Regions from separate parts of the Homo sapiens genome. Here all the other regions are linked to region 3. The links are chromatin contacts, found by Hi-C or POLR2A ChIA-PET in ENCODE. All regions are on one chromosome and are shown on one strand. The core of a region is the stretch at or near the end of the contact, and the rest is flanking DNA. Distances in the headings are between cores, read along the strand shown. Region 1 holds the start of TSPAN3 (tetraspanin 3). Region 2 overlaps SCAPER (S-phase cyclin A associated protein in the ER). Region 3 overlaps SCAPER (S-phase cyclin A associated protein in the ER). Region 4 overlaps TMEM266 (transmembrane protein 266). Region 5 holds the start of ETFA (electron transfer flavoprotein subunit alpha). Region 6 has its middle 5.7 kb from the start of PSTPIP1.

The links. A loop is a pair of places that touch in the nucleus more often than their neighbours do. ChIA-PET counts read pairs that join two places held with the same protein, here RNA polymerase II (POLR2A). Pooled maps may share reads with other maps.
Region 1: a map with no recorded cell type shows a loop between it and region 3 (4-fold over the local background). The contact joins the promoter of TSPAN3 here to the enhancer-like site in region 3. A Hi-C loop is called at or near these places in 1 of 37 single-sample maps with no recorded cell type and 3 of 50 pooled maps. POLR2A ChIA-PET finds 5 or more read pairs at or near these places in 2 of 52 experiments (IMR-90 and activated T-cell).
Region 2: a loop to region 3 is called in a map of Right ventricle myocardium inferior, with 2.5 times the contacts of the local background. The contact joins two enhancer-like sites. A Hi-C loop is called at or near these places in 1 of 168 maps with a recorded cell type or tissue (Right ventricle myocardium inferior), 7 of 37 single-sample maps with no recorded cell type and 12 of 50 pooled maps. POLR2A ChIA-PET finds 5 or more read pairs at or near these places in 1 of 52 experiments (Panc1).
Region 4: a pooled map shows a loop between it and region 3 (4-fold over the local background). The contact joins two enhancer-like sites. A Hi-C loop is called at or near these places in 4 of 37 single-sample maps with no recorded cell type and 8 of 50 pooled maps. POLR2A ChIA-PET finds 5 or more read pairs at or near these places in 1 of 52 experiments (activated CD4-positive, alpha-beta T cell).
Region 5: a loop to region 3 is called in a map with no recorded cell type, with 14 times the contacts of the local background. The contact joins the promoter of ETFA here to the enhancer-like site in region 3. A Hi-C loop is called at or near these places in 2 of 37 single-sample maps with no recorded cell type and 5 of 50 pooled maps.
Region 6: a loop to region 3 is called in a map with no recorded cell type, with 36 times the contacts of the local background. The contact joins two enhancer-like sites. A Hi-C loop is called at or near these places in 1 of 37 single-sample maps with no recorded cell type and 3 of 50 pooled maps. POLR2A ChIA-PET finds 5 or more read pairs at or near these places in 1 of 52 experiments (HEK293).

Annotation. Positions count from the first base shown.
Region 1 is chr15:77,069,306-77,073,496 of GRCh38, reverse strand. TSPAN3 (tetraspanin 3) reads left to right here and starts at 2,388. Exons shown (of 7, transcript NM_005724.6): 1 at 2,388-2,605. The coding sequence starts at 2,543. RefSeq lists an enhancer at 2,022-2,081 and a silencer at 2,222-2,921.
Region 2 is chr15:76,864,340-76,868,933 of GRCh38, reverse strand. The region is part of intron 2 of SCAPER (S-phase cyclin A associated protein in the ER); the gene reads left to right. Among named protein-coding and RNA genes, the nearest start is that of SCAPER, 39 kb to the left of the region's middle. Within about 2 kb of position 2,698, at least 2 of the 41 ENCODE cell types and tissues checked have a DNase peak (open chromatin) inside an H3K27ac peak, as active enhancers do.
Region 3 is chr15:76,575,504-76,579,820 of GRCh38, reverse strand. The region is part of intron 22 of SCAPER (S-phase cyclin A associated protein in the ER); the gene reads left to right. Among named protein-coding and RNA genes, the nearest start is that of MIR3713, 9.0 kb to the left of the region's middle. RefSeq lists enhancers at 4,137-4,186, 4,197-4,246. Within about 2 kb of position 3,062, at least 7 of the 41 ENCODE cell types and tissues checked have a DNase peak (open chromatin) inside an H3K27ac peak, as active enhancers do.
Region 4 is chr15:76,189,366-76,193,830 of GRCh38, reverse strand. It overlaps TMEM266 (transmembrane protein 266), which reads right to left. Exons shown (of 11, transcript NM_152335.5): 9 at 1,674-1,863. Among named protein-coding and RNA genes, the nearest start is that of ETFA, 120 kb to the left of the region's middle. RefSeq lists an enhancer at 2,730-2,799 and a silencer at 3,581-3,734. Within about 2 kb of position 2,935, at least 5 of the 41 ENCODE cell types and tissues checked have a DNase peak (open chromatin) inside an H3K27ac peak, as active enhancers do.
Region 5 is chr15:76,308,748-76,313,285 of GRCh38, reverse strand. ETFA (electron transfer flavoprotein subunit alpha) reads left to right here and starts at 1,817. Exons shown (of 12, transcript NM_000126.4): 1 at 1,817-1,936. The coding sequence starts at 1,898. RefSeq lists enhancers at 1,195-1,244, 1,305-1,354, 1,564-2,064, 2,065-2,565.
Region 6 is chr15:76,987,089-76,991,710 of GRCh38, reverse strand. No RefSeq gene overlaps it. Among named protein-coding and RNA genes, the nearest start is that of PSTPIP1, 5.7 kb to the left of the region's middle. RefSeq lists an enhancer at 3,180-3,339. Within about 2 kb of position 2,955, at least 10 of the 41 ENCODE cell types and tissues checked have a DNase peak (open chromatin) inside an H3K27ac peak, as active enhancers do.

The DNA of each region.
Region 1 (4,191 bases), core at 1,139-3,638, 490 kb before region 3:
CAGGTGGATCATGAGGTCAGGAGTTCAAGACCAGCCTGACCAACATGGTGAAACCCCGTCTCTACTAAAAATACAAAAATTAGCCAGGTGTGGTGGTGGACACCTGTAATTCCAGCTACTCAGGAGGCTGAAGCAGGAGAATCGCTTGAACCTGGGAGGCGGAGGTTGCAGTGAGCGGAGATTGCACCACTGCACTCCAGCCTGGGCGACAGAGCGAGACTACATCTCAACAACAAAAAAAAGTGAGTGGGAAGCAAAAGAGTCAAGGGCAGAAGTCCAGCCCCTTGCTACAAAGAGGGGCCCAGCTGCACCCCCACCACCTGGAGTCTGCATCCTCAGGTGATCTGTGCGCAAGGCAAAGTCTGAGAAGCACTGGATGAGATGACTCTTTTAGGAACTTTGGCTAAGAGAAGAAAGAAAAAGTAAAACATGGTGTTTAAGTGAGAGGCTTTTCTTTTTAGGATAGGAGAGGCATGACCATGCTTGTAAACTCAGAACTGTGGTTTGCAGCCCCAACAGCATATTCGAATCACCTGGTGTGTTTTTGAAAAACACCTGATTCCCTGAGGCTCGCCCCCAGAGAATCTGATGGAGTTTGTCTGTGTGGCCCAGATGATTGTAATGTGGGGGGGGGGGGGGTCTGAGACCCACTCAAGGAGAAGGCACAAGAAGGACTTGATGAGACCTTCACAGGGAAATGAGAAGGGACACGATGAGGATGAAGAAATGCAAAGGGGATGTTTTGGAAAAGGAGGAAAAGCACTCAGAGCAAAGCAGACAGAGAAATTTACAGAGGGCAGAGGCGTCAAGAAGATAGATGTTCAAAGGGAATCATGTTTGAGAGCCCATCATTTTTCTTTCTTTAACTAGGACCTCCATGGTATGGCAAGAATGGCACTTGAAACACTTAGATGGTGTTACTGGTCTGCTCAAAGGCTTCTGCCTGGCGTAGTAGGCTGTTGGTGATCCGGCCTCGCTCACCTCCAGCACACTAGGCTCTCTGTGTTCCCCTTCCTACAGCACAGTGATCATGTTCCGGTCTCTGGGCCTTTGTCCTTGCTGCTCTCATCTTTGGGCTGTTCCCCTCACCTCCCTTGGGTCCCCTCCAATGTTCTCTCCTCAGAGAGGACTCCTCTCATCACTCTATTCCTTTCCTCTGAATTGTTTCCTAACACTACCTCATGTCATATACCCACTTGCCCGTTTGTTTATGGTCTGCCTCCTCTGCCCGAACGAATGTAAGCCATGGAAGGAAGGATACGTCTTGCTCACAGTGGAATATCCACCACCGACAACAGTGAGGCCCAGAGGGGACACGCGGCAAGTTTGATGAGTGAATAAATGGCTGTTGCTGCTGCTTGGTGTAAATGCACAGGATGCTGAGATTAACAGGTACTTCTGAGAGTGCCTGGGAAAGGTGATGAGTGGGGGAGATTGCATGAGAGCGAGCTGATAAAGACCAGTAAATGGAAATCCTTACGGGCGCGGTCAAGGAGGGAGTGCAGGATTATAATGGCAGGAAAGACAGCAAACAGAGGCAGTTTATTGTGTGACTGATGATGTGTTTTTTGCACTAGACCACTTACTATGTGTGGCTCTGGGCGAACTTCTTAACCTTTCTAAGCCTCAATTACCCGATCAGTAAAATGAGGCTGATAACCATAGTGCCTTCCATCCAGGGTTGTGGTGGGGGTTAAATGAACTAATGGAGCCTGGCACCGGGTGAGCACCCAATAATTAATTGCTATGACGGATTCAAGATTGGGGGAAGAATGTGAAATGTTGCAATGCAAAGAGATGTTTCTGTAATCGTTGCGAATCTTGGTCCAAAACTTACTACCCTGGAATAGAACTTGTTCCCAACCACTCACCCACACAAACATGTCTCTGCCTTGCTAACGCCATCACCAGCCTTTTCTCCTCTCTGACTCTTCTGAGGTCTAGCCCAGCGCCTGGTACAATAAGTTTCTCCATAAGTATTTGTTGTTTTTCTTTGCACTTCTCACCAACAGTGCTGCCAAGATTTTAACCTGGTCAGGAGAATCTGGTCAGGCAGAGATTAGTGTCTCCAACCTTCCTAGGGGAGAATGGGCTAGGTAGAAAGATAGCACTCAGAGGGCTCTGAATCATCTATAAGGGTGGCATAGTCATAGGAGGAGAGTGGGTTTGGTCCACCAGAACCTCCCTAGGGAGCCATCTGCGTCCAAGGGCGGCCAGAGGCCAAGAAAAGGCGCTGAGGCCTTGGCTCCTTTAAGAGGCGTGGCCTCACTGCAGCCTCCGCAGAGGCGATTGGCTGAAGCTACCGGCCGCGTGGGGCGGGACTCGGTTGCCAGGGAGCGGCGCGGGAGCCCTGAGGGGACTGCGGCGGCTGCGCGGAGGAGCGAGGCACTTGCTGGGGTCGGGGCTGCGCGACGGCGCAGGGGCTGCGGGGAGCGCCGCGCAGGCCGTGCAGTTCCTAGCGAGGAGGCGCCGCCGCCATTGCCGCTCTCTCGGTGAGCGCAGCCCCGCTCTCCGGGCCGGGCCTTCGCGGGCCACCGGCGCCATGGGCCAGTGCGGCATCACCTCCTCCAAGACCGTGCTGGTCTTTCTCAACCTCATCTTCTGGGTGAGCGGGGCCGGGCAGAGCGAGGGGCCGGCGGCGGGGCCGGGCGAGGCCGCGGCGGAGGCGCCCGTGGGGGCCGGGCTTGGGCCTGGGCGGGCGCGCGGGGGCCGCGCGCGGGCCCTCAGGCGGCTGAGGCGAGGGGAGGGCCGGGTGTGAGGCCGCTTCGCGAGGTCCCTGCCGGACCAAGCCGGGAGCCTGGGCGCGGAGGACAGCGAGGGGAGGCCTTCAGGGACTCCACGGCCTCCAGCCGGCGCCTCCGCGCTCGGCCCACGCGGGCTGGCTCCGTGCCAGGCGCCCCAGTCTCCCCCCCCCGGAGTCGCCGGCTGGACGGAGAGCGCTTATTGCAGACTGTAGCAGGACGTCGGGCTCGAAATAGGATCTTCGCCAGAGGCTCAGGTTCCGCGCTCTTTGTCGGGGCCTCGCAGACGAGTGGCCGTCCCGAGGCGGGCAGATCCGCGGGGACGCTGCGGAGCCGGGGCGGGGGTTCCACTTAACGCCCTTTGTGTGTGGAGAACCGGCTGACTGTCACCAGCCCAGAAAATGAAGGGTTTCAACTCGAGGAGCCAAATAATCCATTGACCAAGAACATCGGTCTATTTGTTTTGGTCATGGGGGTGACCAAACTGTGAGATTATAACTCTTGGTTAAATATATGATGGAGATGTCACAAGATTTTGAAAGTGATGAGTTCACTTTCAATAAAAGGTGGCTTATGAATTTTTAAGGGGTACACCCTCTTTGAAAGGAATGTTTATGTCATCTTAGTTTGGGTCCTTATCTCATCAGGGACTTTTATAGTAACCTAAGTTGTTCCTATCCGTCTCTCCACCCTCCAGCCCATCTGGACTTTGCACCCGGATAAATCTTTTAAAACGTTTCCTCTATCACATCACTTGATCTGAAAATAAGGAAAACAGAAGCTTCAGCGGTAGAATAAGGTTCAACTCCTTCCCCTGGTCTTGGAGCAGAAGTCCTCAGTCTGGTCCCAAATCACCTTGCCTCTCTGAACTTGTCATTTCCTTAAACACTTGAGTGCCCTGGACAGATTGCTCTGTCCACAGTCGCCAGAGCACTCCTTGAACATTCCGGTTAACCATACTGTGCCTCTTCCTCCTCCCCATTCAGCTCCTCCCTCCCACGCATACGCACACCTGTTCTGGAAAGAATCCTTTCCTCCTCCCCCGACCCCCCAACAAGGGATAAAACTTCATATCCTGACAGCTGTCTCATAAAAGGATGGTTATATGTTAAAAAGCACTTGCTACACACTTGTATTGCCAGAGTCCTTCGGGGCGTTTGTGTGTGAAGAGTCCTAACTGGGAGGTAGTAGCTGTTGGCAAACACCCAGGCGACATTGGCATTTCCGTGATTTCTTCTTTTCCAATTAGAGCAGTGTTTCTTATACTTTAATTTGAGTTACAGGCTTATTTATTTATTTTATTTTATTTTTTCAGTTTCTTGAGTTTATTGTGAAGAATGAAATGCACATATAGAACCAGTTCCATTAGCAAAAGTCGTATCAGTCTTCTCTTTGTAGATGTGGCATGATTTGTGAATCTGACCATTATAAGGGCATCTTTTGCTAATTT
Region 2 (4,594 bases), core at 1,449-3,948, 290 kb before region 3:
GTTCCATTGGTCTGTGTGTTTGTTTTTATGCCAGTACCATGCTGATTTTGTTACTGTAGTCAGGTACTGTGATGTCTCCAGCTTTATTCTTTTTGCCCAGGTTTGTTTTGGCTGTTTGGGGTATTTTGTGTTCCATATAAGTTTTAGGATTTTTTTTTCTATTTCTGTAAAGAATGTCATTGGTATTTTGAAAAGGGATTGCATTGAATCTGTAAATTGCTTTGGGTAGTGTTGTTTTAATAGTATTCTTCCATTTCATAAGCATGAAATATCTTTCCATTTTTTATATCCTCCTCATTCTCATTCATCAGTGTATTACAATTTTCCTTGTCTGGATCTTTCCCTTTTTTGGTTAAATTGATTCCAAGATATTTTATATTCTTTGTAACTATCGTAAATGGGATTGCTTTCTTGATTTTCTTTTTTGGATTGTTCACTGTTGGTTTTTGTATGTTGATTTTGTATCCTGTAACTTTACTGAATTTGTTAATCAGTTCTAACAGATTTTGGTGTAGTCTTTAGGTTTTTTGGTTTTTTTTTTGAGACAAGGTCTCACTCTGTCACCCAGGCTGGAGTGCAATGATGCGATCATAGCTCACTGCAGCCTTGAGCTCCCAGGCTGAAGCAATTCTCCTGCCTCTGCCTCTCGAAGTGCTAGGATTGCAGGTGTAAGCCACCACACCTGGCTGTCTTTATCTTTTTCTAAGTAAAAGATGTCATCTGCAAACTAGGCTAATTAGACTTCTTCCTTTCCAATGTGGATGCCTTTTATGTTTTCATAACTGGAAGGGGAACCAACAGATTAGTAGTTTATTTCTTGTTCACTTAATAGTTCAGTGTAGGTATTCAGCATGTGACCTTTCACATTTTGATGGGACTAAATTTTTTTTTTTATCTTATGACTCTATCATTCTTTAGAGAGGTCTGCTAGATCCTATGCATCTGGCCAGTAAGTGGGGAATTGAGGGAGAGAACATAGCTGATGATGCAGGAGACTTAAAAAAAAGCAAACCCAGACCTGGACATAGCTTACCTCATTTTCCCCTATATTCTAGCATGCAGAACTTAGTCACATGGCCATCTGTCTGCAAGAAAGACTGGAAGGTGTTGTCTAGCTTTGTGACAGGAAAGAAAGCAAGTGGTTTTGATGCATATTGTAGTCTCTGTCATGGAGGCTGATACAGTATTAGTAATTTAGGTTTGAGATGATGATAGCTTGGACTAGGGTGATGGTAGTGGATTTACATTCTCCAGTTGTGTTTAGGAGATAGACTCGGTAAGACTTGATATATCATTTAGTGTATAGGCTAGTGAGCTATAACAGAGACTCCAGAACAGAGTAGCTCATACAAGAGAGAAGTTGTTTCCCCCTTATAATAGTTTAGCCATCCTTAGTTCATCTATGGTTTTACCTTTAGATGGTGTGAAATATTGGTAAAAACTGATAAAGTTATCGTAAATTACTGAACAGGATTCCAGCTTATCATTCTGTAATATTAGGAAAATTGTACTAGTTACATGGTTTCTCAGGTAAGCTGCATGACTAGTAATCTTGTCTTCATGCTACCCAAAGTATTAAGGGCGTTAGTAGTGGGAATTTAAGAGAAAGGTTCTTTTCTGAATTATTCAGAAAGCTGAAAAACATTGGAAAAAAGATACAAGAATTTCATTTTATGGGCAGATAGTGGTATGAATGGATTTTGAAGAACTTGTATAAAGTAGAAAGTTTTATGGAGACAGATACATAGACATTTAGTAAACAGTACTTGTAACCTTTTCAAGATTATGGGGAAAGTTGTTGAAATTATTTAGATATTTTAAACCTAAGAGAAAGAAGTTTCTTTGGGAGCAAGTCTCAGAAGTACCTAGCCTCTTTGGTAACTATTGTAAACACTTTCTTAGATTATGTACTGTAAGATTTGAACATAAAAACTTTCACTGAAGGCTGATCTTTATACTTTTAGTTGAAACATTAAGTATTTGAACAGGCCTCTGTAAAATCTCCATACAGCACTAGGTGGCACACTGTGACTTTGGATGAAAATACACATATTTTGTTGAAGACTCCTGTGAGAAAAGAACCTAGGTTAAAAAAAAATACTGTTTGAAATAGACATCTATTTTATGAAGTATCTCAGAACCATGTATTGCATTTCAAACCCTGATACTGATATTAAAATGCTTAAAACTATTTTATTTACATTACTACTGACATTTTTATAAGAACTGGACTACTAAAAATCATTAGAATTTATGGGTTTTTACTAAAAGGAATCCATTCAGCATGTATTACAAAAAGCATCTGTGCTTTAAAATGAAAAATGATTTTCAATCAGATCTTGTAGTAAGATGAGTAGTTATAATGTTTTTGCTTATCAAGTATTGGAATTAAGAATAAAATCAAAGTCTTGAGCTAGTGGTTTTTCTTTGAATGTGTGTCTGTGTATATGTACTAAATACAAAAGAGCTAACTTGGTAAAATTTATAGTGGAGCTGAAATGTTTATGGAAGTAAAGAATGTTAGATTTGAAGTTTTCTGGTCTAGTGTTACAACATTGCTATTTTGTGATTATCCATTTTAGTTCTTGGAAACTCATTATTTTGTGAAGACTCTTGACTTAGAATGTAATGTATGGCATAGTGAATTTTCTGACCTGATATACACACACACACGCACACACACACACACACTCAGTGTCTCTCTCTGTCTCACAGGATGTTCTGTGATTGTGTAAGGGAATTATCTGAAGTAGAGCTGAAAAGTAGGCCATCTATTTATACTTGTTCATTTGGCCTGGAAGCAATAGTGATACCCTTGGTTAGAACAATGCTAAATGATAGATGCCAGTGTAAGTTAGATAGAACTGACCAATACTTAATGGGAGATGTGCTTAAGCTAAAGGACGAAGTTTTCTGGTGTTACATTGATTGGAAAGTATGAGAATGAGTAGAGAAGTGACTTTTGCAAATCTACAGGACACTGAATGGGGTTTGGACAGTGATCATAGACAAATGAGTTTCAGTGAAAGACCTTAATGAGTCAGGTAAGTAGATGACACATGGATATTCAGGGTAAGGTCAGAGGAATGAAGGAATATGGGTACGGATGTTTACATTAAAGACGTAAAAAGTGACAAGTTCTGGAGAGGAAAATTTGGGTTAGACTCTCATCACAGAGAATTAGAGTAGAAGAATATAGTCTTTGTTTTTCTGGTAGTTGGATATTAGTTGGCGAGTTGATTCATTTTTGTACCGAAACCTGTTTCCTGTCACTCACAGATTTAGCACCTATTGTCATTCCCTCTTTCTTACCATAACACAATTTGTCTCTGTACTGGATCATCCCCATCAGTATGAAAGTATGATATACTATCACTCATCTTAAAAATCCATTCTGTTTATTTATTTCTTTGTTCTCCTTTATGACGAAACTCAAAGTATCTTAATACTCAGTATCCCCATTTTTCTCATCATTCTGTTTTGAACCGTTTTCAGTCAGGATTTTGACCCTACTATACCACTAAATAGGCAATAAGTTACCAATTTATTAGAGTTTATTATAAATTATTACTTTTATCACTTCCTGGACAATGCAAGGCTGTCAGTCTTATGGCTGTTGCTTTAAAGGTAATGAGTTGATTTTTCCCTCTCCTCTGTACTCAAGATTTTTCTCTTTGTTTCAGTTTATCATCAGTTTTTCTGTGATATGCTTAAGTGTGGTTTTCTTCGTATTTATCCTCTTTGGGGTTTGCAGAGCTTCTGGGAGAATTGGGCTTATATCTTTTTCTCAACTTTATTTTATACTGTCAAAGAGATTAATGGGATAGTTGGTGAAATGTAAATGCTGTAATTTAAATAATAATTCTGTATCAGTGATAATCTCCTGATTTTGTTAGTTATAGTATAGTGATATAGGATAGTATCCTTACATATATAAAATACATAGTGAAGTATTTACTGCCAAGGAGTATAACTGCAGATTGTTCTCAAATGCTTCAGGAAAAAAATGTGTGAGGGTATGTTTGATATTCTTTGTGTGAATTTATAACTTTTTAGTAATTTGAATTTATTTCAAAATGACAAGTAATATGTGTCTGTTTATCTCACAGTTGGCTTCTTACCATACAGCCACATTGTTTGTTTACATACTGACTATGGCTGCTTCACATAAAATGGCAAAATTGAGTAGTTGTTACAGAGGTCTTATGGCCTGCAAAGCCTAAAATAAAAAAAAAAAAATTATTATCTGGCCCTTTGTAGAAAATCTTTGCTGACCCTTGCTCTAGAGTGTACTATAGTGACTTTTTTTTCTTTCCCTGAAGTGATGCTACTCATTAATTTCCTTCATTTGAAAATAATGTATTGCTTTTTCTTCACATATTCCCCAAAAGAGTAAAAATTAACCAGTGGGTGGGGAGAATCCAAACTGGAAGGCAAATAGTAACATACTCCCAGGTGAAGATGAGAACTAATTACATGATTTTGGCAAACAGTACTTTGGATATTGTAAGGTTAAAGATAAGAACCATACGTAAATGCTGTAATGTAGTTAGTAAATGTGTTTCTCATAGGAGTATGGGTTAGCAACTTTGAA
Region 3 (4,317 bases), core at 1,813-4,312:
TCCCTTTATTTTCAGTCTGTGTGTCTTTATAGGAGAAATTTGTTTCTTGTAGGCAACAAATAGTTGGATCTTCTTGTTTTAATCCATTCGGCCATTACATGCCTTTTGATTGGAGAGCTTATTCCATTTACATCCAGTTATTGATAAGTAAGGACTTATTTGTTATTTGTTTTCTGGTTATTTTGTGGTCTTTTCCTTCTTTTCTTCCTTTCTCTCTTTCTCATAGTGAAGGTGATTTTTCTTTAGCAATGTGTTTTCATTTCTTGCTTTTTATTTTTTTTTTTATGAATCTTTTGTGTGGTTTTTGGTTTGAGTTTACCACGAAGCTTGCAATTGATATTTTATAACCCATTATTTTAAACTGATGACAACTTAACACTACTTGCATAAAAAAACTAAATAACAAACAAGCAAAGAAAAAACTAATAAAAACTTTACATTTTAACTTCATCCCTCTGCTTTTTCACTTTTTGTTGTTTCTATTCATATCTTCTTGTACTATGTCTTAAAACATTGTTGTTGTAGTTACTATTTTTTTTTTTTTTTTTTTTTTTTGAGACAGAGTCTCGCTCTGTCACCCAGGCTGGAGTGCAGTGGCACCATCTCAGCTCACTGCAAGCTCCGCCTCCCAGGTTCATGCCATTCTCCTGCCTCAGCCTCCTGAGTAGCTGGGATTACAGGCACCCGCCACCATGCCCAGCTAATTTTTTGTATTTTTAGTCAAGGCAGGGTTTCACCGTGTTAGCCAGGATTGTCTCGATCTCCTGTCCTTGTGATCTGCCCGCCTCAGCCTCCCAAAGATTATTTTAAATTATTTTTATCTCTTCGCTAAATGTATCTGATAGAATTCTGAATTCCTTCTCTGTGTTATCTTGAATTTGAGTTTCATCAAAACAACTATTTCGAATTCTCTGCCTGAAAGAGTCACTTATCTCTGTTTCTCCAGGATTGGTCCCTGGTGTCTTATTTAGTTCATTAGGTGAGGTCATATTGGGTGTTTGTAGGTGTCTAGGGATTGAAGAGTTAGGTATTTATTGTAGTCTTCATGGTGTAGGCTTGTTTGTACCCATCCTTCTTGGGAATGTTTTCCAGGTATCCAAAGGGACTTGGGTGTTGAAACCTAAGCTATTGGCCACTGCAGTTATATCTGCATTTGGGGGAACCCCAAGCCCAGTAACACTATGGCTCTTATAGACTCGTAGAGGTACTGCCTTGGTGGTCTTGGATAAGATCCAGAAGAATTTGCTGGACAACCAGGCAGAAATTCTTGTTCTCTTCCCTTATTTTCTCCCAAACAAATGGAGTCTCTCTCTCTCTGTGCTGAGCTGCTTGCAGCTGGATGAGGGTTGACACAAGCACCCCTGTAGCCCCCACCACTGGGCCTGTGCTAGGTCAGACCTGAAGCACAGATTACTGTGTCTCGCCCAAGGCGCACAGTAACCACTGCCTGGCTACCACCTTTGTTTGCTCAAGTCCCCCTAGGGCTCAGCAATCAGCAGGTAGCAAAACCCGCCAGGCTTATGTATTTCCGTTCAGTGCAGCAAGTTCTGCCTGGCCCGAGCAGGTCCAGATATGCCATCCAGGAGCCAGGGCCTAGAGTCAGAAACCTTAGGAATCAACCTGGTGCTGTGTTCTACTGTGGTTGAGCTGACACCCAAACCACAAGACAAAGTCCTTACCACTCTTCCCTCCCCTTTCTATAGTCATAGGAGTCTCTTCCTGTGGCCACCACCACCCCAGGCCTATGGTGAGTACTGCCTGGCTACTGTCAGTGTTCACTCAAGGCCCAAGGGCTCTTCATTCAGTTTGTGGTGTATGCTGCCTGGCCTGGGCCTTCCATTCAGGACAGTGGCTTCCCTGTGGCCCAGTTCAGGTGCAGAAATACCATCCAAGAGCCAAGGCCTGGAATCAGGGACCTCAAGAACCCTCTTGTTGCTCTGCCCTACTGTGGTCAAGCTGATACCTAAGCTGCAAAACAAAGTTCCCGTACTCTTCCCTCCCCTTTTCTCAAGCAGAAGGAGTCTCTCCCCGTAGCCACCACAGCTGGGAATGGGCTGTATCCCATCTGAAGCCATCATGTCTCTGAGTCTCACTCAAGGCCCTTGGCGAGTGCTTCCTGGCTACCACTGCTAACTCGTGAGGGCCCAAGGAGTCTTTTGTCAGCAGATGACAAATCCTTCCAGGACTGGGTCTTTCCCTTTAAGGTAGCCCATTCCCTTTTTGCCCAGGATATGTCTAAAAATACCATCCAGGAGCTAGGGCCTGGAATGGGAGCCTCAGGATTCTGCCCAGTTATTCCGTCCTACTATGGCTGAGCTGGTTTCCAAGTTGCAAGACAAAGTCCTCTTTTTTTCTCCTTCTTCTTCTTCTTTTTGAAACAGGGTATTGCTTTTTCACCCAGGCTAGAGCGCAGTGGCATGATCATAGCTCACTGCAGCCTTGATCTTTGAGACTCAATTGATCCTGCCTCCTCAGCCTCCTGAGTAGGTGGGACTACAAGTGTGTGCCACCACACCCAGCTAATTTTTGTATTTTTTGCTAGAGACGGGCTTTCACCATGTTGCCCAGGCTGGTCTTGAACTTCTGGGCCCAAGCAATCCGCTTGCCTCAGCCTCCCAAAGCACTGGGATTATAGGTATGAGCCACTGTGCCTGGCACAGAGTCCTCTTTAGTCTTCCCTCCCCTCTCCTCAAGCATAGGGACGGAGTCTGTACCAGAGTTGTGAGCTGCCTGGGGTTGAGAGAGGGGTGGTGCAAACACTCCCTTGGCTGCCCTGGCTGGTCTCATAGGTCACATTCTTCCCAAGTTCACTGGCTCCGAGCCCAGCACAACACCAGGACTTGCCCAGGAATTGCAGTTCTTGTGGCTTAAACCTCCTTTCAAGTTTATTTAGGTCCCCAGAACACTTTAACCTGCAACTCAGGTTCCGAGTGCTAGGATGGGCGATTCCCCGCTTTCTAAGGTTGGTATAAATGCTCTCTCTGTGGGGGCCAGCTGAATTGTGTCCTGTTGCTTTCCACTGTAACAGGCTAGCACTGATTTCCAAGGCAAAGTCTCACTGCCACTGTGCTTCCTGTCTCCCAAGTGCATAGACTCTCTGTCTGCACCACAGGGTGGCTGCCAGGGTAGGAGGGAGGGGTGGCATCAGCATTTCAAGACTGTCTTTCCTGTCTCTTCAGTGCCTTTTTCAGTGATACGAAGTTAAAATCAGGTACTGTGGTGATTCACACAACTTTCGGTTCTTATTAAGGTACTTTTTTATGTGGATAGTTGTTCAATTTGGTGTTCCTGTATGGAGGACATCTGTGAAGGCTTCTATTTGGCTATCTTGCTCTGCATCAGTTTTTGCGTTTTTCAAATAGGGATAATACTTATTGACAGTGTTGTTGAGAGGATTAAATAAGATCATGTACATGAAAGTATTTTGTAACCTATGAAGTTATTGGGTTTTTTTCTTTTTAGAGATGAAGGTCTCACTCTGTTGCCCGGGCTGAAGCGCAGTGTTGTAAGCTCACTGCAGTCTGGAACTCTGGAGCTTAAGCAGTCCTCGCACCTCAACCTCCTGAGTAGCTAGGACTACAGGTGCACGCCACCATTGCCAGCTAATAGTTTCTTATTTTTTGTAGAAACTGGGTCTTGCCTTGTTACCCAGGCTGATCTCAGATTCCTGGCTTCAAGTGAACCTCCTGCCTTGCCCTCCCAAAGTGCTGGGATTACAAGCATGAACCACCATCCTTGGTCTGGATATTGTTAAAATTAATGTAAAGAAGAAGTTTTCTCTGTAGGACATGAATTTATTAAATATCTAATGAGTGTACTTATGTAAAAGTAGCATGTTACATGATAAGGATAAAGCAGTGAGCAGATAGACGAGCACCTCGCTCATGAAGTTAATACTCTGCTTCTGCACTGTTCAATACAATAGCTTCTAGCCACCATGTTGGACAGTAAAAACACAGAATATTTCTATCACTTCAGGAAATTCCCTTGTAAAGCTTTGCATAGGAGAAGCACACATTAAACAGTTAGTTCAGTAAGTATTTTTAATTCTCTTATGATGAGTGCTTTGAAGAAATAGTCAAATCAGAGAAAGTAATGTTTGTGCTAAGAGCTGAGGGATAAATAGTAATGTTCTAGGTAATGTGGGAGTGGAGGAAGCATTTCAGAAGGAAAAGATGAAGAACATTGCAGAAAGACCTGAGACAGGAAGAAGAGAGAGCTTGAGATCCAGAAAGAACTCATGCATACATCCTGTGTGGTGAAATTAGTCCTGTCTGGAAGGAATGACTGTAATAAGAGGAACAGAGAAGAAGATGA
Region 4 (4,465 bases), core at 1,686-4,185, 390 kb after region 3:
AATCTCTAAACAGTCTCAGCTGGGATGGCACTGCCTGTGCGTGAAACCCACAGCTGGTGGGGAGGCAGGGGCAGGGGACCAGGCCTCAGTGCAGTCTGAGGAAGAATCTTCTTACAGGCAGAGCCATGTGGAGGTGGGGTGGGTTCCCCAGGGAGGTATGAAGCACTTAGAGGAGGGCGAGCTGAGGCTGCATGGCTCATGGCAGAGAGTTATAGAGGGGATTCTCACATCAGCTGAAGGGCTGGACCCAGAAATCCCCTCTAGCCCCCAAATCCTATGTTTCTAAGATCTGAAGATCTCTCAAAAGAGTGGCTGGACACAGTGGCTCATGCCTATAAACCTAGCACTTTCCATGGCTGAGGCAGGAGGATCCACTTGAGGCCAAGACTTTGAGACCAGCCTGGGCAACATAGCAAGACCCCACCTCTACAAAAATAAAAACATTAATTGGGTGAGATGGTGTACACCTATGATCCCAGCTACTCAGGAGGCTGAGGTGGGAGGATCACTTGAGCCCAGGAGTCTGAGGTGGCAGTGAACTATTATGATACCACTGCACTCCAGGAGTGAGACCCTGTCTCCAAAAAAAAAGCAACCATTCGTTTCCCAAAAGCTGTTTGCAGTGTTGCAGTGCCTTACAGCCCTCAGAGCTTTCTCACACCCATCGGTTCCTCGTAAGTCCTGTGAGGCAGACAGAGCTGGAGTTAAGAGTCCATTTTACAGAAGGGAACACTGAAGCCTCCAGTCATGGAGCTGAGGAGTGGCAGAGGCTGGAGCTCAGGCCTCTTGCCTCCCCAGCTGCTCAGCCTGCCCGGCTGCGTCCTCACTGCCCTGCAGGGGACACGGCATGCCAAGGCAGAGTGGCTCCTGGATGAAGCTGGGGTTTTGGGTCCCACAGCCCGAGTTCCCAGCCCAGTACCACCATTTCCTGGCTTGGGTGGCCCCGTGCAATTCCCGAAACCTCTGAGCCTCGCAGCAGCCCTGTGAGGAAGCCTCAGTACTGCTCCTACTTGACAGCTGGCAAAACTAAGGCCCCAAGAGAGTCCCATCACATAACTGGCTGACAGAAGAGTTGGGATTTGAATCTCGAAATAACTCCCTTCCATACAGGACCCTACCCTGGGCTATCGCTCGTGTTCCCATCTCCACCAACATCACCGTCTCGTGAATTCTCACCGTCTGCAAGGCTCAAGCTCTGGGCTACTGTGGCCCCGGGCCTGGACTTGTTTGGGCCCCAGTAGGTGGTAGTCCAGTAGGAAGCCCCAGACCTCTGTCTGGAAGCCTGGCTCTGCCACTTATTAGCGATGCGCCTTTGGACGGCTTTCCTGGGTCTCGGTTTCTTCAGCCATACAACAGAAAAGTCACACCTCCTCCTCCGGCTACCGCGAGGACAGGGAAGACACCACACACAACGCACGCCAGTGGCCACAGGCATGAAATGGGGACGAGTCATTTCTAGTTTGGGTCGGTGGCTGGACTACATGCTCTCTCCTGGGCTCTGACAGGCAGTACCGAGGCTACTGATCTGAGCGTGTCCCCCAATCACGAGTGAAGGAGGGGCACACACCTGAAAGGAACCCCATCCACTCTGCGCACAGTCCCGGGGCGCGAGAGGGAGGCGAGGGGGATCCCCGGCCGTGACACTCTGGGGCCGGGTGGAGACCCGGGCTTACCTTGCGAGGGCTGCAGCTCCTCCACGACGCTCTCGGCCGCCGTCTCCTCGTCCCACGTGCCGGCCTCCAACACTTTGAAGCGGCTGCGCGGCTGGCTGAGCACGTGCGGGGCCTGGAGCGCCGCTTCGCGCTCGGCAGCCAGGTCCAGGTCCTGCTGCGCCAGGTGCGCGCGCAGCTGCCGGATCTCAAACTGCGGAGGGAGACGGGCAAGGCTGAATCAGCGGCGAGGGGCCGGCGGGGGCCTCCAGCCTGACCTCTGGGCGCTTTGCTCCTGCATGGGGGCGGGGTGGGGAGGACTGGGCTGAGCCTCCCGCAGCTGGATGATTCCTTAGGAATCTCCCAGCATCGCGGTTCGCAAGAGCTTCTTACGGTTGCGGAGCCTTTTCCAACCTGTGCGATCCTGCGTCTCAGGTGCCTTGCAGTCTGGCCCCCATCTCACGGATGCCCGGGAGAGGAAACACAACGTGTTTCCTTTGTGGAAAGGCCACTGGACGGGGAGTCAGGAGCCCTGGGTGCAAATTCAGTTCTAGCTCTTCGCCCAGATGTGTGACCCCAAGGGGTGCTCGACAACATGAAAGCCTCTTTCAGAACAGGAAACCTCAGGACACCCAGGGCCCCCGTCCCAGCCTGGGGGACCCCATCCTGGCGTCACTGCCCGCTGGTCTGAACACTGGCTCGTTTTCTCCACGAGGAGGCACCCAGGACCAGACCGATTCAGTCCAAGCCGTGTGGCTTCCTGGCCCTGTGGCCTTGAGCAAGTCCCGTCACCTCTCCAGCCTAAGTTTCCTTTTCTGTAAAATGGGGTTTTCACCTCTTTGAGGACTTGGGTTGCTTCCTCTTAAGGGCTTTCTCCCAGATGGCGTGGCAGCCTATTTGAATTTCCTGCATTGCACTTATCACCTTCTGATATTATTGTGTATTTAATGTTTTGTTGATTTTACTTTTACGAAGGTAAAGCACACTCACAGCTGAAAGCATTCATGAACAATAGGGTGGCCAGGCAGCAACCTGGCCTTGTAAAAGCTGCACACATTTTAATTTTGTTTTACTTTCTGTTGGGGAAAGCTTCTTGGAAAGGCTTCCAGATACCTCTTGGGTTTGTGGGTGAGATGGCTGTTCACGCGCCAAGGCCTTCATGGGACATCTGGGCCAACGAGGAGTTTAGGTCTGACACTGCAGGTCCCGGCCGCGGGCTCGCGGGAAGGAGAGCCTTCACCGCCACCTAGTGTTCCCCGCACGCCTCGCACCGCTTCTAAACGGAGCGAGTCGGGAGGGCGGACAGAGAAATACCACGCCCGGGCGCCCTGCCTAAGAGGTCACCTACTTACCAATGCCGCGCAAATGCACCTCGCCAGCCCTGACCCCTCAAACTGGGGTGTCAGACTCTCATCGCCAATGCCTCCACGACAGTATCACTTTCACAGGAGTTGCAAAATCAATCTGGTCAAAGCAGGACTCCTCACTGTCTCTCCAAACCTGTTCCTCAAGTGTTTTTATCTCATTTTAGCTGGAGCCAAAAATGCAATCACCTTCCTTGCTTCCTCCCTTTCCCCCACCCCAACATCCCATCCATCCCCCAAGTCCAGCAGCTGTCCCGCCTCCCTCCACCTCCACTGCCAGCTCTGGCCCCTACAGCCGTGGCTTCTGTGTCCCTCTGCCATCACTCCAACAGGACTCAGGGGGACTCTCCCACACCCAGGTCAGATCATGACACTCCTGTCCATAAACCTCGATGGTTCGCCACCCCACCTGGGAGACAGCCCGAGCTCCTTAGCTTTGGCTTACAAAGCACGTGCACCATCTGGCCCTGCCCACCTGACCAACTTGTCTCATCCTCTCTCCCGTGACCTGACCCCAAGACGCAATCCTTCTTCTGGTTCTGTAAAGATACCAAGCATGCGCTGGTCTCAGGGCCGCGTTCTCAGCTGCTTCCTCTGTCCCAGATCACACGGTGGCCCCCCTCAGAGGGGCCTTCCCTGACCCACCACCTAGGGCAGCCCCCCAGGCACTCAGTTGCATCAGCCTATCTGAATTCTCTGCATTGAACTTATCACCTTCTGATATTATTGTGTATTTATTTTAATATTTTGTTGATTTTACTTTTATGAACGTAAAACACATACAACTAAAAGCATTCACCAACAACAGGGTGGCCAGGCAGCAACCTGGCACTGGACAGCCTCCCAATGTCAGTGTCTATAGGTTCGGTCTCTGGGACTGCAGGTTTTCAGCTTCCTGCCTGAGGCTATAATTTTGGTTGCCTCTGTGCTGGGAGTAGGGCAGGGGAATAGGGCAGAGGGTCCCACTTTTAGGGGGAAAGATTTTCATTTAATCCTCATTTTCAGCCCTCCACCTTTCCCCAGGTCCCTGCCTAACCCAGTGCCCACATGCAGAGCCCCCTGGTTCATTTTCTCCCAAGGACAAACCCCTTGACTCTTGCAGGGTGGGGGAGCTCAGTCTCCTGGCCATGCAGGATTTGGGAGGGTGTCTTGGGATCTCAAATATTATGCATGCAGACCTTTAGCCACCCCCACCCAGTGTCAGCTTCACACTACACCCCCTTCCTCCCAGACTCTCAGGGGTTCCGAGGGGAAAAGTACCCCATTTCCCTCACTGTCCTCCTCTGTGAGCACTTTAGTGACACATGCCCCACTCTGTTCAATCAGTTGCCACTTTCTTGTCTAGTCTTCATTTCCCCGCAATTCACTAAAACCTCTTTCCTCTTTGTCCTGATGGACAAGACTTAAAGAGGCCTTCCTTCCTTCCCTCCTTCTTTCCTTCCTTCCTTCCTT
Region 5 (4,538 bases), core at 568-3,067, 270 kb after region 3:
GGAGGCTGAGGCAGGAAGATTGCTTGATCCCAGGAGTTCGAGACTGCAGTGAGCTGTGATGGCACCACCGCACTCCAGCCTGGGAAACAGAGTGAGACCTTGTCTTAAACAGAACAAAAGAATTGTCACTTGATCTGGGTTTTAAAGAGGGCTGTCAGATGGGGAAGGGAATTTCAGACAGAGGGAAGAGCAAAAGCGCAAGGCCCTTAGAGTGCTTGTTAGTTCAGACAAAGCTCTTGCTTCAGGGAATTTACACTCCAATGCAGTGAGATCAGCAATAAACAAACATGTGCATCCTGTTAGGCAGTGATAAATGCCAAGAAAAAAAATCAAACAAGGTGATAGGGCGTCTGGGAGTGGCATGGGTGCTATTTTAGGTGGAGAGGCTAAGGCCGGCCTTTCTGCAAATGTGTTTTTTGAGCAGAGACCTGAATGAAGTGAGGAAGTACGCCACGCGGGTAACAAGAGAAGGCCATTTCAGGCAGAGGGAAGAGCCAGAGTGCAAAACTCTGAGAGGAGCAGGCTTGTGTGCTCAAGAAGGCCTATGTATCTGGGGAACAGTGAGAGAAGAGGGCAGTGGGAGGAGAGGGAGCCACCATAGGGCTTTGAGCAGAGGTCATGATCAGTCCATCAGTTTGGAGAAGAGGCTTCTGGAAACATGGGCAGAAACAGAAAGACCAGTTAGGAGGCTTTGCAATGATCCAGGCGAGAGAGGACAGGGTCCTGAGTGAAGGTGATACCAGCAGAGGAGCAAAGGGGTGTTGGAGGATATTGCTGGATTCTGGTTATCTTTTGAAGGTAGAGTCAACGGGATTTGTTGATAGACTAGATAACATTGGAAAGGTAGGTTGTTGCTGAATTGGGAATTGAGACAATTTCTGAACATACCACTTCCCTCTTAAAAATTTCGTGTTAAAGTCCAGACTCATTAGCAGTCATTTATTCATTTGCTTATTCATTCAACACATACTGATTGAATGCCTAGTATGGACCAGGCATTGTGCTAGGTGTTGCAGGTAGACACAAAATTTAAAAGTAGGGCATACTGGCCGGGCGCGGTGGCTCACGCCTGTAATCCCAGCACTTTGGGAGTCCGAGGCGGGCGGATCACGAGGTCAGGAGATCGAGACCATCCTGCCTAACACTGTGAAACCCCGTCTCTACTAAAAATACAAAAAAATTAGCTGGGCGTGGTGGCGGGCGCCTGTAGTCCCAGCTACTCGGGAGGCTGAGGCAGAAGAATGGAGTGAACCCGGGAGGCGGAGCTTTCAGTGAGCTGAGCTCGCGCCACTGCACTCCAGCCAGGGTGACAGAGGGAGACTCTCTCTCTCTCAAAAAAAAAAAAAAAAAAAAGGGCATACTTTCTGCCCTTACAGATCTTCAGTCAGATGGGTGACACAGACAAGTACTTAGGTTATTACAACCCATGTGACAATTGCTACCATGGGGAAATACAGGGGGAAATAGGGGCATATAGGAAAGGTATCTAATTGGAATTGGCAAGGCTCCACTCGTACCTTACCCCGAGGTCAGCTCAGTTTTGAAGTTCACTCTAGCAGTGCTGACCATTGCGGGGCTGTGAGACAGTACAGTCTGAGCTCGGTCATCAGCGGGTGGCCAGCTTTGTCTCTGCCGCTCCGCGGCCCGGGCTTACTCGAAGGTCCCCGGGGAATAGCCTCACCTTTGCCCCACTTCCCAGTCTAGCCCCTAACTTCCCGCCGTCTATTGGCTGCGCAGCCGCCCAATGGGCAGGCGGAAACCGCGGGCTCGTGCTCCCGGCCTAGGGCGTCTTATCTCGTTCGCGCGTCTCGCGAGCATTAGGTGACTGGCTGAGGCGGCGCCAGTTGGCCGGGCACGGGGCTGCTGTAAGGCCGAGGTTGCGGCGGAAGCGGAGACCATGTTCCGAGCGGCGGCTCCGGGGCAGCTCCGGCGGGCGGTGAGTCCGGACTGGGAAGGCGAACCCAGGGACGGCCCCCCGTCAACCCGCCGTCCCTATGGGGTCTTGCAAAGATCACTGGCCCCCTCAGATTCGACCAGCCCTCGCGCCCGCAGGCCGGTCCCCGCCTGGGACTTGGGTCCAAAGTTCTGGGGCCTACCCTGGACTCCCTGCGGAACGCCAGTTCGGGGCAGAAGTCAGAGGTTTGGGGTCAGGGTGACCCCGAATGATGTGAATTTGCGCGTCTGCTGCCCCTTCTTCTGGCCCACTCTCTGCCCTGCCGTTTCCCACCTTTGTCGGTCACTCTGGGCACTTTCGGGCCGCCAGGTCCTCCACACTTGCTCCACACCCGAGGGAGCAAAATGTCACCGGGGAATGCCCTGTTGGGGAAAGTTTCAAACCTAGATTCCTCCCGGAGGCCGGCATTTCTGGAAGAATTAAACACTTTGGGCGCATCGTGGCTACTCCGACCCACTCACTGTCAAGGGCGGGGGTGGGGTGGGGTGGGAGGCTGCGTGGCCAGTTATGGAAGCTGGTTCTGCTTTCTGGTTTATGGAGCAGGGCTGAATTTAGGTGATTGTATTTGTAAAACCTGCGATCCGATTTGACAGCTTTAGCCAGTTTTGAAAGGCAGACGTCTTTTTATATGCTTCAGGCTGACCTGCTTTTAACCAGCAGATTGTAGATTAGGTTAACTGGTGACAGTGGTACATTTTCAGTGTTTCATTAGTGACAAACCACATTTCTCTCTTCTGTTGTGAGAAGGACTGATAGGAAACATATTTTCCTTCTCATGCTGTGGGAAAGGAGTATTTGGAGACTGACCAGTCACAAGTCAAGTAACAATAATTTATATTGTGGATTGTGTAGTTTTCCTAGTTTACATTTAGGTGAAATGAGAAACAAGATTGGTAAACTTGGGTCAGAAACTTACCTGATGGTTTGTACCTTTTCTCCTTTTTTTTTTTTTTTTTTTTTTTCTGGGCATGGATATTTTCCCATCCACTCCTGGGATTTTTCTCTCTGAGGCATAGCTGGAGCTCTTTCTAGATGTCTGTAGACATTAGACTTTTGTTTGTTTGTTTGTTTGTTTGTTTAAGAGACAAGGTCTGGCTCTGTTTCCCATGCTGGAGTGGAGTGCAGTGGCACGATATGGGCTCACTGCAACCGTCGCCTCCCAGGTTCAAGCGATTCTCCCACCTCAGCTTCCCGAGAAGCTGGGATCACAGGTGCGCATCATCACGCCTGGCTAATTTTTTTTTTTTTTTTTTTTTTTTTTTTGTAGAGACGGGGTTTCCCCATGTTACCCAGGCTGGTCTCGAACTCTTGTCCTCAAGTGATCCACCTGCCTCGGCCTCCCAAAGTCCTGGAATTACAGGCCTGAGCTACCGCACCTGGCCTTAGACATCTTTTTTCTTGTGCGTATTCCTTGTTTAATAAAAAGTTCTGACCCTCCCCTCCCCTAAAGAGTTCAAACCCATGTCTTTCAGGTTAGTGTCCTGTCTTCCCCTCAGGACATGTTTTCTCCCGGTTGGGGATCTAGACATAAACAAGTGAAAATCATGAATTTGGGGAAATTCCAGGAACCTGAGCCAGAAGAATGCTGCTCTATGCAGCAGTTGGAAAACAGTTTTGTGGACAGATTACAAGTCTGGCCTAAGTGAAATTATAATTGTGGTGGGGGATGGAATTTAGGACTCAGTAATTTTGTAGAGCTAACAGAAAAAAATGGAATGATTAAGTAATTTTTACTATCCACATCGTTGGCTAATGTGTATAGACATTACTTCCAGATATTCATTGTGGTTTGCCAAAGACTTTGACCTTGACTTATTTTTAAAATTTGAAGTCAAGCTAAGTAGAATAGCTGTTTTTTTTGTTTGTTTGTTTGTTTGTTTTGAGACGGAGTCTCGCTCTGTCGCCCAGGCTGGAGTGCAGTGGCGCGATCTCAGCTCACTGCAAGCTCCGCCTCCCGGGTTCACGCCATTCTCCTGCCTCAGCCTCCTGAGTAGCTGGGACTACAGGTACCCGCCACCACGCCCCGCTAATTTTTTTGTATTTTTAGTAGAGACGGGGGTTTCACTGTGTTAGCCGGTATGGTCTCGATCTCCTGACCTCATGATCCGCCCGCCTTGGCCTCCCAAAGTGCTGGGATTACAGGCGTGAGCCACCGCGCCCAGCCTAGAATAGCTGTTTTAAAGTCATTAAGAATGTTGGAGAGATTTGGATTTCTAGCATAAAAGAAATGGTGGCAACACTTCTAAAGTGGACCCATATATTAATAGGGACATATACCTGTATTTAACTTTTTAAATTTTGAAATAGTTGCACTTATAGAAAAGTTGCAAGAATAGTACAAAGAAATCTCAAAACCCTTCCCCTGGTTTTCCCAGCATGTTAGCAGTTTGACACATTTGCTTTATCTTTCCACATATATACATAATACTATCTTTCTGAACCATTTGAAAGTATGTTGCAAATGTGCCCTTTACTCCTAAATAATTGAGTGATATTTTAAAAGAACAAAGAGGTTCACTTTCTAACTACACTGTAATTGGCAATATCTGGAAGTTTCACCATAAAATACTGTTTTCTAATCTAT
Region 6 (4,622 bases), core at 1,706-4,205, 410 kb before region 3:
GAGCCACAGAAACAACAAAACCAGTAACAACAGCTGCCACAGAAGGAGGATCAATATTTACAGGACCTCCATCACTTTCACAAGCTTGATCTCACTGATTGCTCACTGCCTGGACAGCTACATAATTTGCGAGTCCAGTGCAAAATAAAAATGTGAGACCTCTTACTCAAAAAGCAGGGACAAAATTGCCGTTAAAGGTACTAATCTATAAAACTTGTTTCTTTACTGCAGTCTCTCTCTCAACCTGGAATGGTGTTTTTGATTTGTTATTTAACGTTACACTCCCTTGGGCATGGGAATATCTGTGGGACAACTTGCCCCGCCCCACCCTCTGACTTGACTCAGTTCTGTGTGAAATTCACCAGTTGCTGGACTTCTCCTCCTGTCAGCCACCACGCTGATCTGCATTCTGCGTTCCCCAGCGGAGGTTGGGGAAGTCAAGCCAGGCATTGCCATTTCCCATGGACCTGCCTCACCAACCCACAGCGGACAGGCAGTCCCCAGGGGTGTTGCAAAATCCAGGCCAGGATGCACTAGGAACCAGGGTCAGAAGTGAGTGAGAGGCTCAGCCCCCTGAGTCGCCTGTTGAATTTGCCATGGTGTTGCCAGCCTGGGGCAGGGGCCACATTGCCATGGCCAATCCTCAGATGCTACCAGGTGTGCCCTTGACCCGGACTGTCCCCATGCCTGCACTCAGGTCTCTGCTGGGGGCAGAGTGTGGCAGTGGTTGCTAGGCAGAAGTGGAGAAGACTGAGAACAAGTCCAGGGGAGGCAGTTGGAAGCAGGACCACAGGAGCCAAGGCTCCAAGTCCTTGATGTATGCTTCATTGTCCCACCAGACTGTACTTAAGAAAAGCAAATTCAAAAATAATGTGATTAAGAATTCCAAGACAGCAATCTCAGAGCATTAGACCCCAAGTACAATTTGCTTACACGAGTTGTACATCTATGAAACCAACCCTGCTCACTCCTGTCTGCTCTCTACACAGCAGAGTGACATTTTCAGATCCACATTTGGTCATATCAACGTCCCACTGTCACCTTGCCATGATTTTCCATTACTCTCAGGACAATGGCCATTGCCCTTACATGGCCTACAGACCCTGCATAATTTGGTCCCAGCCTACTCTTCAAAACTTCAACTCCCATTATGCCTCTCTCAATTTCTGATACTGCTTCCTGGACCATCTTTCAATTCCTCCATTCTGCCTCATTCTCTTCTTTCCCGGGTCCTTCACACATGATCACCCCTCTGCCTGGAAGCTTCTTCCCGTTCCATCCTAGACCCTGCCTTGGCCCAGCTAACTACTCCTTATCCCTTGGCCCTCTTATCAAATGTCACCTCTTCAGGAAAGCCTTTCCTGACCAATAAATGGATGGACAAATGGACAAAATGCAGGCAAGATGGAAAGCAAATAAACATCTTTTTTCTTTTTTCCTTTTTTTTTTTTTTTTTTTTTGGGACAGTGTCTCGCTCTGTCGCCCAGGCTGGAGTGCAGTGACACAGTCTTGGCTCACTGCAGACTCTGCCTCCCAGGTTCAAGCAGTTCTCCCAGCCTCAGCCTCCCAAGTAGCTGGGATTACAGGCATGCACCATCATGCTTGGCTAATTTTTATATTTTTAGTAGAGACAGGGTTTCACAGTGTTGGCCAGGCTGGTCTCAAACTCCTGACCTCAGGTGATCTGCCTGCCTTGGCCTCCCAAACTGCTGGGATTATAGGTGTGAGCCACTGCACCTGGCCGAATAAACACCATTTTGAAGGAAGTTCAGCCAAGTTCTCAGGGGCTGGAAGAGAAGACGTTGTTGGGGGAATAGCTCTCAGAGGTGAGGCTGACACCAAGCTGGAGGGCGGGACTGCACTCTGAGGGTCCTAAGATTCTAATTTGTTATCCAGGAAGAATCTAAAGCGAGAGCTTCCAGCCTTCTGAAGAGGGGCAGGGGCTGGAAAGAAGAGGGAGAGAAGGAGGGTCTGAAAGCTCTTTGGTGACATTCGAAGAGCCAGGAGGCCCTTGCCATGAATTTCATTTGGAGATGGCATTGCCACTGGTCCAAGGGGTAGGGCAAGTGACGCACGCTTCTCCCTTCTGCAGGGGAGCATCTGTCCTGCAGGAGTAATTCTCAACCTGCCATCAGCTTATGGCCAGAAGGGCATTCATGAGTCGGCCATTTAGACCTCGGTGGATGCACTGTCATGACGCTGCCCATGGCTGTAGGGTTGTGCACCCATCCCATGGCTGAAGTGGGATGTTCCAGCACCTGGCCATGATGGTTCACTATTGCTGGGGGAAATACCTGTAGGGTCCCTCCAGGTGGCCAGAGGCACATGCCTACTGTACTGGGGCAACCACTGTCCACCCCACTTACCCTGTCCCAGATTGGAACAAGCTCCACTGCAGCACACCCACCAGCACTGACTGAGCCTTCCTGTCTGGGAACATGCAAATGAACAAGCTCAGCCCCTGCCAGTCTGGTGAGGGAGGCAGCCTAGGAAGGGAAAATGTGCTGTGCGCAGACAACAGAGAAAGGCTGTTGAGGAGCCTGGCCTGGGAAGTCCTCCCAAAGGAGGGGAGCTGGGTCTTGATTAATGGGAAAGAGCTCACCCGTGAGGCAGGAAGGGAGTTCCAGAATAACGCTAATAGTCTACTAGGGCTGTGCTGCATCAGGCTCTGCTGTAAGCACTTCCCATGCCTTATGTATCACTTAATCTTCCCAACAACAGTGTGAGGCATTACGGCCACATTCAACAGATAAGGAACCTGAGGCTTAGACAGGTCAGTTAACTTTTCGGAGTCCCATCGCTAAAAAGGGTCTTTCCTCCCCAGAGTGTGGGGCTGGCAGTGAGGGGCCAGGGCCTGGGGCAGAAACAGGATGAGGAAGAAGGGAAAAGCAAGTCCCCACTGAGGAGGAAGTGCAGAGCCCATGCGGGGTGGGGGTGTGGCGCTCAGATGGAGGCTCCTCTCCTCTGACTCCAGGAAATATCCTTGCCCCAGAGTCCTCCACTGGGGCTGAGGGTGTGGCCTTTGGCCTTCAGGATGTGATACAGTTTGTTTTTCAGTTTGCCCCCAGGGACAGCAGTTGCAAAAACTAAGGCCTCTTCCCACTCACACAGCTCGCCTGAGTTGACGAGGAGCTTTCAGGTTTACTAATTTGCAGCCACAAGAGTGTGACTCTGAGTTTCCAAGCATTATCAGTCGTCAGAAGCCGAGTGCCGGTCAGGATTCTTGAAAGACAGCAAAGAGGTGCAAAGTGGCCCTTCGGGAGGTGGCCCAGGAACTGGTGGGCATGGGGAAGGGGCCTCAGTGAGTCCCAGGAATCCACTGCCACCCGATCACTGGTCAGAGGACGGAGGACTGCAGTGATGGAAGAGCCTGCAGGGACTATCTGGAGGTGCTCAAACAGCACAAAGTGTGCCTACCAGAAGTGGGACTTTGTTAAAAAAAAAAAAAAAAAAAAAAGCAAAAGGCCAAGTCCCAACCTTGGCCTACTGACTGGGTGGGGCCAGGGAGTATAGATTTTAGGTTTCGTAAGTGAGTCAGTCATACACCTTGGAGGAGAACTCCTGCTATTGCCTTACTTTCTCATTTTACAAATGGGAAACTGAGGCCCAATAAGTGGGGTAGCAGGGCCCAGAGGGGGACCAGTAGAATGATCTCACTGACAGGGAAGGAAAGGCATAACCATCTCCCACCCCCCAACCCCTTTTCTAGCCTGTTTTGTTTTGTTTCCATTATGGCAGCTGTCTCTCAAAACAGCTTCAAAAATGTGTTTCTAGCATCCTCTCCCCCCTTGGGTTGGTTTTAATTCAGGTGGAAAATGACTTGTTCACAGTAAAGCAAAGCTTGATTTCAGCCCAGCTGGTGTTTAATTTTCCCTGAAAACCTAGGATTCAGAGGCAGGAGACCCCAACTTCAGTCTTGGCTGGGCCGGAAAATCAATAGGCAGAGACATGTGGTGGGCCCGTGTGCAGGCAAAGGGAGCAGCATGTGCTGAGGCTCGGAGTAGGGAAGCCCCAGCCTGTGCAAGGAGTGGAACTTGGGGTGGGGGGGGCGGGGGTAGATGATCCCTGGAGTCAGAGTTGGAAGAGGTCCAGCCTCACCTCACTGAGACTCAGTTACCTCACCTGGAAAACAGAAATGATGAGCCTACATATTTAAGCAGGTTACTTGTTTAAAGCTTAAACAAGATTCTGGCCAGCCGCAAGGGCTCACGCTTGTAATCCCAGCACTTTGGGAGGCTGAGGTGGGCGGATCGGTTGAGCTCAGGAGTTCAAGACCAGCCTGGGCGACAAAGCAAGATCCTGTCTCTACAAAAAAAATTAGCTGGGCATGATGGCATGTGCCTGTAGTCCCAGCTACCTGTGAAGCAGAGGTGACAAGATCACTTGGGCCTAGGAGGTTGTGGCTGCAGTGAGATGTGTATAATTGCACCACTGTACTCTAGCCTGGGTGACAGAGTGAGACCTTATCTCAAAAAAAAAAAAAAAAAAAAAGAAAGAAGGAAGGAAGGAAAGAAAGAAAGAAAGATAGATAGATACATGCCTACATCAGTGTTTGATAACATGAAAAGGCACCTAGTCCAGGTTCACCCACAGTAGACTCACAACCAGGGTGAGTCTCTGAC